2 separate regions of the Homo sapiens genome follow, and region 1 is linked to region 2. A link is an interaction called in ENCODE POLR2A ChIA-PET data of the cell type or tissue named here. Cell type or tissue: Caco-2. All regions are shown on one strand.

Evidence for each region. Peaks named below come from ENCODE experiments on the same cell type or tissue, not always from the same donor. Only the 100,000 strongest peaks of a DNase experiment are listed, where the experiment ranks them.
Region 1: POLR2A ChIA-PET joins it to region 2 with 6 read pairs; 6 of 35 experiments call an interaction of 5 or more read pairs at or near these places.

Annotation. Positions count from the first base shown.
Region 1 is chr16:81,022,502-81,027,501 of GRCh38, reverse strand. CENPN (centromere protein N) reads right to left here. Exons shown (of 11, transcript NM_001100624.3): 7 at 4,804-4,905; 8 at 2,724-2,787; 9 at 864-976. It overlaps CENPN-AS1 (CENPN antisense RNA 1), which reads left to right. Exons shown (of 4, transcript XR_007065134.1): 3 at 2,897-3,023. Among named protein-coding and RNA genes, the nearest start is that of ATMIN, 11 kb to the left of the region's middle. In Caco-2, no CTCF peak of the experiment used is centred here; no DNase peak of the experiment used is centred here.
Region 2 is chr16:81,196,122-81,201,121 of GRCh38, reverse strand. It overlaps the pseudogene PKD1L2. Among named protein-coding and RNA genes, the nearest start is that of BCO1, 40 kb to the left of the region's middle. In Caco-2, no CTCF peak of the experiment used is centred here; a DNase peak (open chromatin) is centred at 2,261.

The DNA.
Region 1 (5,000 bases), 170 kb after region 2:
TTTCTTTCTTTGTTTCTTTTTTGAGACAGAGTCTTACTTTGTTGCCCAAGTTGGAGTGGTACGAACATGGCTCATTGCAGCCTCGACCTCCCTGGCTCAAGCCATTCTCCCGCTTCAGTGCAAGTAGCTGGGACCACAGCCACATGCCACCACACCTTGTATTTTTGAATTTTTGTAGACACAGGGTTTTGCTGTGTCGCCCAGGCTGGTCTCAGTCTCCTGGGTTCAAGGGATCCGCCCGCCTCAGCCTCCCAAAGTGCTGGGATTATAGGTGTGAGCCACTGTGCCCAACTGAGATATCTTTTTAACTTCTAATTATGGAAGATTTTAAACATATACAAAAGTAAGGAGCACGGTATGAGCCCCATGTGCACATCACCCAGGTAAAATAATTATCAACTTATGGCTGGGCGCAGTGGCTCACGTCTGTAATCCCAACACCTTGGGAGGCCGAGGCAAGGTGGATCACCTGAGGCCAGCCGTTCGAGACCAGTCTGGCCAACACGATGAAACCCCGTCTCTACTAAAACTCCAAAAAAAAAAATTAGCCAGGTGAGGTGGCAGGTGCCTGTAATCCCAGCTACTCGGGAGGCTGAGGCAGGAGAATTGCTTGAACCTGGGAGGCAGAGGTTGCAGTGAGCCATCACGCCCAGCCCAGATTCATAATTTCTAAAGGTCTCTTTTGCTAACAGAGGAACTTATAAATACAATAAAGAGGTCTATTTAATTCATAAATTTATTACATGAAATTTAAGTGACAAGTGAAAAAGGAACAGTTTCTTAGATCTGTTTTCCACTTAAGGTTTTTGTTCTTTTTAAACAATGTTGATATCTTGTACTTAATATTTATTACGACATCTTACCTTATATTGTGCAAATTCTAGTTGTGGTTGAGGATAATCTCCAAATGTTTCTTGAGTTATTCGTTGGACTCTCTCTTTTTCTACTATGTTTTCATGAATGATCCTTGAATCCACTATGGGTGGAAGATTTCAAATAAAACAGCCGTTAGGAATATATTTCATCCTTAAATTATCCTCCTTTCATTCCTAACCCTTCGAATTGTTTGTATAATTTTAAAATAATATTTACTGCTTCTTCTCTTGGCTGTAATAATTTCTTAGTGTAGGGAAGTTTCTTAGGGTAGTGAAGTACAGGTTGATAAAAGAGAAAATAAAAATCATAATTCTACCACCCAGAGATAAGCACTGTTAGCATTTTAGTATATTTTTGCCTAGCTCTTTTTACAGTGAATAAAAATAAAGATGCATATATGTGTATATATATATACACACACATATATATACATATATATACACACACATATATATACACATATATATACACATATATATATACATATATATATACACACATATATATACATATATATATACACACACATATATATACACACACACACACACACACATATATATATATATATATCTCCATGGCACCCAGCCTATATATGTATTTTTTTTAAGAGATGGGGTCTCGGCTGGGCACGGTGGCTCACACCTGTAATCCCAGCACTTCAGGAGGCTGAGGCGGGAGGATCACTTGAGGTCAGAAGTTCCAGACCAGCCTGGCCAACATAGTGAAATCCCATGTCTACTAAAAATACAAAAATTAGCCAGGTGTGGTGGCAGGCGCCTGTAGTCCCAGATAGTTGGGAGGCTGAGGAAAGAGAATCGCTTGAACCTGGGAAGCAGAGGTTGCAGTGAGCTGAAATCATGCTACTGCATTCCAGCCTAGGAAATAGAGTGAGACTCTGTCTTAAAAAAAAAAAAAAAAAAAAAAAAAAAAAGAGAGACAGGGTCTCACTATGTTGCCCAGTCTGGACTGGATCTCTTGGGCTCGTGATCTTCCCTCCTCAACCTCCCAAGTAGCCGGGACCACAGATGCATAACATTGTTCCTAGCCTCACCTATGTATTTTTAAAACTGGAATCGTAAGATACACACAATTTTATATCCTGATTTCTTTACCTAAGATGAGATCAACAGCAGTTCCTATGACACTGGAAAATCATAAAAGTGTTTAGTTTATAACAGTGGCACTGTTTCATTTCATTGCCAAATCTCTACTAAGAGATAGGAAAGTTTTCATTTTTTTATGAATTTTTATTTTACCCCACCACTTTTGTAAATTTACTTTAGTAGTTCTGTACTCTTTTCTCTTGGGTTTTCTAGTGAGAGACTTCAGACATCTGTGAGTAGCAATACAGTCATGATTCTCATTGTTCTAGAAGTTTATCCAGCGCATTAAGAGCATGGGCTCCAGATCCAGACGTACCTGGATTTTACTCCCAGTTTTGCCACTCCTTAGCTGTGTGACTTTGCCTAGAGAGTTACCATACCTCCCTGAAACCCAGTTTCCTGATGAATGGCGCTTATTCACAGGACTACTGTGAAGATTAAGGAAAGAATACATATAAACATCTTAGTGTGGTGCCTGGCACACAAGAAATGCTCAACAACTATTAGCTAACTTTTGTTTTTGTAATTATTGTTTTGTTGTTTATTGTTATTCTAGTAAATTCTAAAGGAGAACTATGGTAGATTAGCTTTCCTCCTTCAACAGATATTTACTTTTCAATTTTTCTGAAAACAATAAAAGTTTTAAATTAGGATCCTACTATACACGTTTTACCAAGTGAAAGAAATCTATAAGGGAATGATGCATTTCCAAAATTCAGTTTCATATTAACACACACGTACTATTTATATCTAGTCCAAGGCTTCTTTCCTGTAGAGGTGTCGTAGAGTTGTGAGTTTCAAAGGTCTAGGGAAAAAAAAGTGAATATTTTACTAATCTTGACATCTTGAAGTACAGATATTAATTTTTTTTTTAGTATATTAAAGTATGTCAAATGTTTATTTTTTTCCAACAGAAAGATCCAAAGCCATATCCTGGCTGAGTTGGCTGAGTTGAGCAGGACACTGACAAGGAGGCTGCTGAGCCTGCAACTCGACTGTTCTGTTTGAGGAGCTCTGTGCTTTATCATAGAAATGGATCTGGTGAGTGCAGAGCCCAGGGAATCTACGGAAGCATTTGCACTGTGGTATTTCAGCGTCGTCAGTGCTCAATCTTCATAACCCTAAAAAACTTACTGAGATTGGAAAAATAACTTTCCTACTGTAAGTCTGAATCTCTTGAACCCCTTCTCCTACCTTCACCCACTGAATCCATTGTTTTTATAGTTCTGTGCTTGACAACGTGGATTTTCGTAAGAATGCCACTGTCTTTTTTTTTTTTTTAGACAATATCTCAGTCTGTTGCTCGGGCTGGAGTGAGTGGCATGATCATGGCTCACTGCAGCCTCAGTCTCCCTGGGCTTTGGAGATCCTCCTAACTCAGCCTCCCAGGTAGCTGGGACTATAGGCATGCGGCACCACACCTGGCTACTTTTTTTTTTGAGACAGAGTCTCACTCTGTCGCCCAGGCTGGAGTGCAGTGGCACTATCTCCACTCACTGCAAGCTCTGCCTCCCGGTTTCATGCCATTCTCCTGCCTCAGCCTCCCAAGTAGCTGGGACTACAGGCACCCGCCACCATGCCTGGCTAATTTTTTTGTATTTTTAGTAGAGACAAGGTTTCGCCGTGTTAGCAAGGATGGTCTTGATCTCCTGACTTTGTGATCCGCCCGCCTCGGACTCCCAAAGTGCTGGGATTACAGGTGTGAGCCACCGCGCCCGGCATGCCTGGTTATTTGTTGTATTTTTTGTAGAGACGGGTTTTCGCCATATTGCCCAAGCTGGTCTTGAACTCCTGGGCTCAAGGGATTTGCCCTTCTTGGCCTCCCAAAGAGCTAGGGTTACAGGCATGAGCCATGGTGCCTGGCCACTACTGTCGTATTATAGCAGAACAGTTTATATCAATTTGGTGAGAGGGTAGTAGGTAGGAGGGGATGGCTAGAGAAGAAAATCATGATCTAAGTTTAAAAAATATATATTATTTATTTTTTGTTTTGTAGAGATGTGGTCTCCCTATGCTGCCCAGGCTCATCTCAAACTCCTGGGCTCAAGCATTCCTCCCACCTTGGCCTCCTAAAGTGCTGGGATCATAGGCGTGAACCACTGTGCCTGGCCTCATGATATAACTTCTTAATGTTAGTTTTTCCTTAAAGAGGGACTGCTTGCAGAGAGCTGTCACTTCTTTCTGCTTAGAACAGATGAAAATACAGAAGTATAACATCTCTAGTGGCTCAAAGATATACACAGAGCATTAACAATCCACTCACAGGAGTGTCAACACATATGCAGACATCTGCCATGCATAGTTTGAAAAAACACCCCTGCATCTGTAAGGACAGATCTGTATTTGTCATTAGAGGGGAACATTACATTCAAATTATTTTAACAAATGAACTTTGGGATTTAAAAAACCACTGCTTTTCCCTTTAATTCCAGTGCCTGTATAACCTGCTTGAGTGATGGGACAAAAAGTTAATTCTACTTCTCTGTTGTTTCATAGAATAATATATTTAGCTTCAAAAGATAATGTGAAGTTTCTCTAAAGAGAAAACAAATTCTAGTGTGATCAGGTGATTTGGAAGCTGAGATCTACAACACAGACTCCAGTGACTAATGAGTGGTATAAAACACAATACAATTATAAAAAGATGACTGTGAGGAATTTTTATTTTCCTTTCATGTTCACTAATTGCAAGCTTTCTTCATTTCGGTAATATCTAAAATGATCTCCTCTTGTCGGAGGTAGATTTTCCCAGTAGCTTCTAACTCCTGTGTCAAAGAGAAAATAAAGATTTACCTTTAAAGAGAGTCACTGATTGGCTCACCTGATTATACTGTTTAAAAACAATAGCCTTAAGAGAGTCCAGATACCGACTTCTCAGGTCCATTTTCACAATCTGATGGTGTTTGCTAGCAATTGTCAGCGCCTTGAAATGAAAATTTGCAAGACTATTACTAGGATTACTGCCTCTGTGTTTATAATACTTGTCAAAGTAAAATGTAAGAGCTGCAATTAGGGAAT
Region 2 (5,000 bases):
AATTTTTTATTTTTTTCTATTTTAGTAGGGATGGGATTTCGCCATGTTGGCCAGGCTGGTCTTGAACTCCTGACATCAGGTAACCTGCCCACCTCGGCCTCCCAAAATGTTGGGATTACAGGCATGAGCCACTGTGCCTGCCCACAGTGTGTTTTCCTTTTTTTTTTTTTTTTTTTTTGAGATGGAGTCTCGCTGTGTCCCAGGATGGAGTGCAATGGCATGATCTTAGCTCAGTGCAACCTCCGCCTCCTGGATTCAAGCGATTCTCCTGCCTCAGCCTCCCAAGTAGCTGGGATTACAGGCGCCCACCACCACACCCAGCTAATTTTTGTATTTTTAGTAGAGACAGGGTTTCACCATATTGGCCAGGCTGGTCTTGAACTCCTGACCTCATGATCCACCCGCCTCGGACTCCCAAAGTGCTGGGATTACAGGCATGAGCCACCGCGCCCAGCCTGTGTTTTCTAATCGGTCACAGAGACTGCTCTGATTGGTTGTCATGTCTATTTTGATGGGTCAGGGTGTCCATTCTGATTGGTCACAGCATCTATTCTGATTGGTCATGGCATCTATTTGTTGGTCGCAGTGTCTATTCTGATTTATCAGAGCATCCATTCTAATTGGTTGGCGCCCATGCTGTGCTGGTTGTTAAATATTTTAAATTATCATCCTTTCTCTCAATAGAGACTCTCCTGGCTAAGACTCATCCTCACCCAGGGCAGCGTTTTTCCTGAAGCCCAGGACCAGTTTGAGATTAGAATAGAGGCCTGTTGATGTAAACAGGGCAGCAGAGAGCTAGTGCAATGAGCAGGTGGCTCGGTTTGACCTCACATCCCACCTGGAGCCCTCTCATAGCAATAGCTGTGGAAGTCATAATGGGGCTTTAACACAGCCCTCAGGAAACCCCTTCTGTTCTTGCATGTTTGTTGGATGAAGAGGGCTCATATGTTCCCCTGAGGAAACAAAATAATCCTTCATTTATTTACTCATCCTACTAATATAATTGAGTGCCTACTACTCTGCCGGGTGTGGGCGAGGCAGCAGTAAATATGAAAGTCAGGGTTCCCATTCTCATGGGGCTTATATCGTAGTTATCATCATCATCACCCAGATGAGAACTACGCTAGCTTGGTTTTTATTGGAAGGAATCCTAATTTGTTGATTTAAGTCAGATTTTAAGAGTCAACCGCAATATTTATCATCCAGTAAGAACAACCATCTGCAACCTGCAAGGGAGCCCCCATCTTCCCGTGAACGGGCTGAGTTCTCATGTTGGTTTGCAGGGTTCTGGGCGGTCACCAGTGTAGGATGAAGGAATGGCTTTACTTGCTCCTGCTTAAAACAAGACCCAAAGCTAATTCTCATGCATAAAAATCAGCCCCCACCCTTAAGAAATGCTCCCTTTTAGTCCTCCTCCTCCTCCCCCGACCAGGACATCCCTGGCAACTAAATGTGGTAATTTTTTAATTACAAATATTTAGGTTCTCGGGTAAGACATGTATAGTATAAATAAGTTAGAATATGCAAATGAACAGAGCGGACCCCCAGATGACAAAATCACGGCCGGGAGCGGTGGCTTACGCCTGTCACCCCAGCACTTTGGGAGGCTGAGGCGGGCAAATCCAAGGTCAGGAGTTCAAGACCATCCTGGCTAACACGGTGAAACCCTGTCTCTACTAAAAATACAAAAAATTAGCTGGGTGTGGTAGCAGGCGCCTGTAATCCCAGCTACTCCAGAGGCCGAGGCAGGAGAATCACTTGAACCGGGGAGGCAGAGGTTGCAGTGAGCTGAGATCGCACCACTGCACTCCAGCCTGGGCGACAGCGCCAGACCCTGTCTCAAAAGAAAGACGAAATCAGTCATTAACCTAATACTCAGGGATAACCACCATTAATATTTGAGAAGGGGGCATATCCTTACATATTTCTTTATGTCTGCATCTGTATCCAAGTTTGTATCCAGAATCAGGCTTCAGAGACTGACTCTGAGCTGCCATAGTATTATCAACCGCATGGTTGTTACCAACATTCTTTAATTTTTCTTACCCCACTTAGGAACAGGAGTGACTTACACTGTGCTTTTGGGTGACATAACCCTGGCCGAGTCCACCACCCAAAAGGGCTCGCTACCGTACAATCTGATCCTGGACAGAGAAACCCAGAAACTGATGGGCCCTGGGAGGCACCGCCTGGAGATCCAAGCCACCGGCAACACCACCACCTCTACAATCTCCAGAAACATTACAGTCCACTTGGTGGAGCTGCTGTCAGGGCTGCAGGCCTCCTGGGCTTCTGACCATTTGGAGCTTGGACAGGACCTATTGATCACCATCTCATTGGCTCAGGGCACCCCGGAAGAGCTGACCTTTGAGGTGGCTGGACTCAATGCAACCTTCTCCCACGAGCAAGTGAGCTTTGGAGAGCCATTTGGGATTTGCCGCCTGGCTGTTCCGGTTGAAGGTACATGGGGTTAGTGGCTCCCCTTCTGATGCCCCTCCTCTTCCCTTTGTGACTTGGTGCCCAGGGTCCTGCCGGCCAGTTTTCCAGTGTGTCCGGGACATAGATTTGGTTCACAGCATCCTGCCTGGGTCATAAGATAAGGAACAGCCAGATGTAATCTGCCATCGTTGAGTTATCAGCTCTCCACTTCGGCACTTCTGACATTCGGAGCTGGATCATTCCTCGTTACAGTTGGGGGCTGGTACTGAAGGAGTTTTAGCAGCATCTCTGGCTTTTATTCACCAGATGCTAGTAACACCAGCACCCCAAGTCATGATGACAAAAATGTCAGACATTGCCAAATGTCCCCTGGGGGGCAAAATCACCCCCATTTAGGGCCCCTGTAAGAGACCAGGCATATTCAGATTTCTTCAAACATCTCTAGAGAAGAGTGTGGTTTGGGGAACTGCAGGTGATGCCCTAGCGGGAAAGAGGTAAAAACCAAGAATGGCAGAGATGGGGATGGAGAGAGGAAGTGTTGCCGACCATGGGGTCTTAGGCTCTGATGTACTCAAACTTTCCTGGACGAGGCTTTTGTTAGAGGCTTATGTTCAAACATAAAGAAGGCAGCACTGGAGTGGAGGTTCAGGGGCTGACTCCCCAAAAAGTCCAGAAGGCGTTCTTTTTTTTTTTTTTTTTTTTTTAGAGATGGAGTCTTGCTCTGTCTTCCAGGCTGGAGTGCAGTCAGTGGCGTGATCTTGACTCACTGCAACCTTTGCCTCCTGGGTTCAAGCAATTCTCGTGCCTCAGCCTCCCAAGCAGCTGGGATTACAGACATGCGCCACCACGCACGGAGAATTTTTTTGGTATTTTTAGTAGAGAGGGGTTTCACCATGTTGGCCAGGCTGCTCTTGAACTCCCAACCTCAGGTGATCCACCCACCTTGGCCTCCCGAAGTGCTGGCATTACAGGCGTGAGCCCTCGTGCCCGGCCTGTCTTTTTTTTTTTTTTTTTGAGATGGAGTCCCACTCTGTCACCCAGGCTGGAGTGCAGTGGCGTGATCTCAGCTCACTGCAACCTTCACCTCCCTGGTTCAAGAGATTCTCCTGCCTCAGCCTCCTGAGTCACTGAGACTACAGGCATGTACCACCATGCCTGACTATTTTATTTTTAGTGGAAACGGGGTTTAACCATGTTGGCCAGGCTGGTCTTGAACTCCTGACCTCATATGATCTGCCCACCTCGACCTCCCAAAGTGCTGGGTTTATAAGCATGAGCCACCACTCCCGGCATTCTGAAAGGAGGTAGGATGGGAAAAGGGCGATGTTTAAGCATGTGGAGGTGGGGAATGTTCAGCGCCTGTGCAGTCTGGTCACATGCTTCTTGATGTGTGGTATGTCTCATTAGCATGTTAAAGCTCCACCCTCGGGCATGATTTTTAGTATTATAATGAGGCAAAGGGTAAAGATGGTCATTTTTCTGGTCTTCTGTGTGTGCGGGCTATAGGGTTAACTCCCTTGAGTAAGATTTAAGGTGGGAGCTGTTTGTTTTCGTTTCCTCAAGGTCTGCACTCAGTGGGCATGGCACCTTGAGCAAGATTTGTGGTGCAACGTCTGGATGATCTGACTGGGGTCTGTGCCTGCCATGGGCCACCCTCCCCAACCAGCTTGTAGTAGAGTCCTCGATGAGGCAGGGCAGGGGTCCAAGTCCCATCTCTGGTCTATCTCAGAAGTATTTGCAATGATGCTGACGGGAGGACAGACTGGCAGGCACCAGCCAGGGGAGGTGGCCACAGCGCCCATTTGCATTTAATCTGTAAGGAACAGAGAGTTCTTGAGGGCCCGGATGAGATCAGCAGGCAGAAATGTGATGAGAATGGCAGAGTCTCCAGCCCATCCAGGACCTGCCCGTAGCTCCCCCTGGATCTCAGAAGTGTGTTAGAAAACGGGTGATACTGTGCAGGTGTGGGGTTACCATGCCCTCTGCAAGCAACTCCACAAACCAGATAGCAGAAGGGACAATAGGTTTGAGAAGAAAACCATCCGGGCTTTGCCAGATACCAAGGGTCCAGCTTGGAAGAGGGAAAGTCTAGAGGCTGCTGCAGCTGGAAAATCACACCACGCGTGGGTTATAAGCCAGATGCAGGTTTTGCTTTGTCACCTATAAAAATTACTCCTGCCATGAAAGTCGCTGCTATAAAGGTCACTCCACAGGGGAAGATGATCCCTCTCTGATAAAATATCCATGTGCTTTGTGACTTTTGCTCACTATTAGATGATTAACAGACTGTTCCTGCCCCTAAGGCCAACAGATTTGGATGACTCCAGGGGTGGCGGGAGTGGAAGGATGGAAAGGGAACGGGACAGGGCAGGGACATTTGCACTTGGTGGTGCTGGCCGAGTCCTAGCTGGCCTGGCTCTTGAGGGCTAGCAGATGTTTCAAGCTGCCTCTTTCTTGTAGGAGCTTCTCTGGGTTCTTGGGGCCCCCAGCTGGGCCTTATAGGCCTTTGTTCCTGGGGTGGTGGGGGATGCCTCCCCTTTAGCTGGTCACACGCCCTGGCT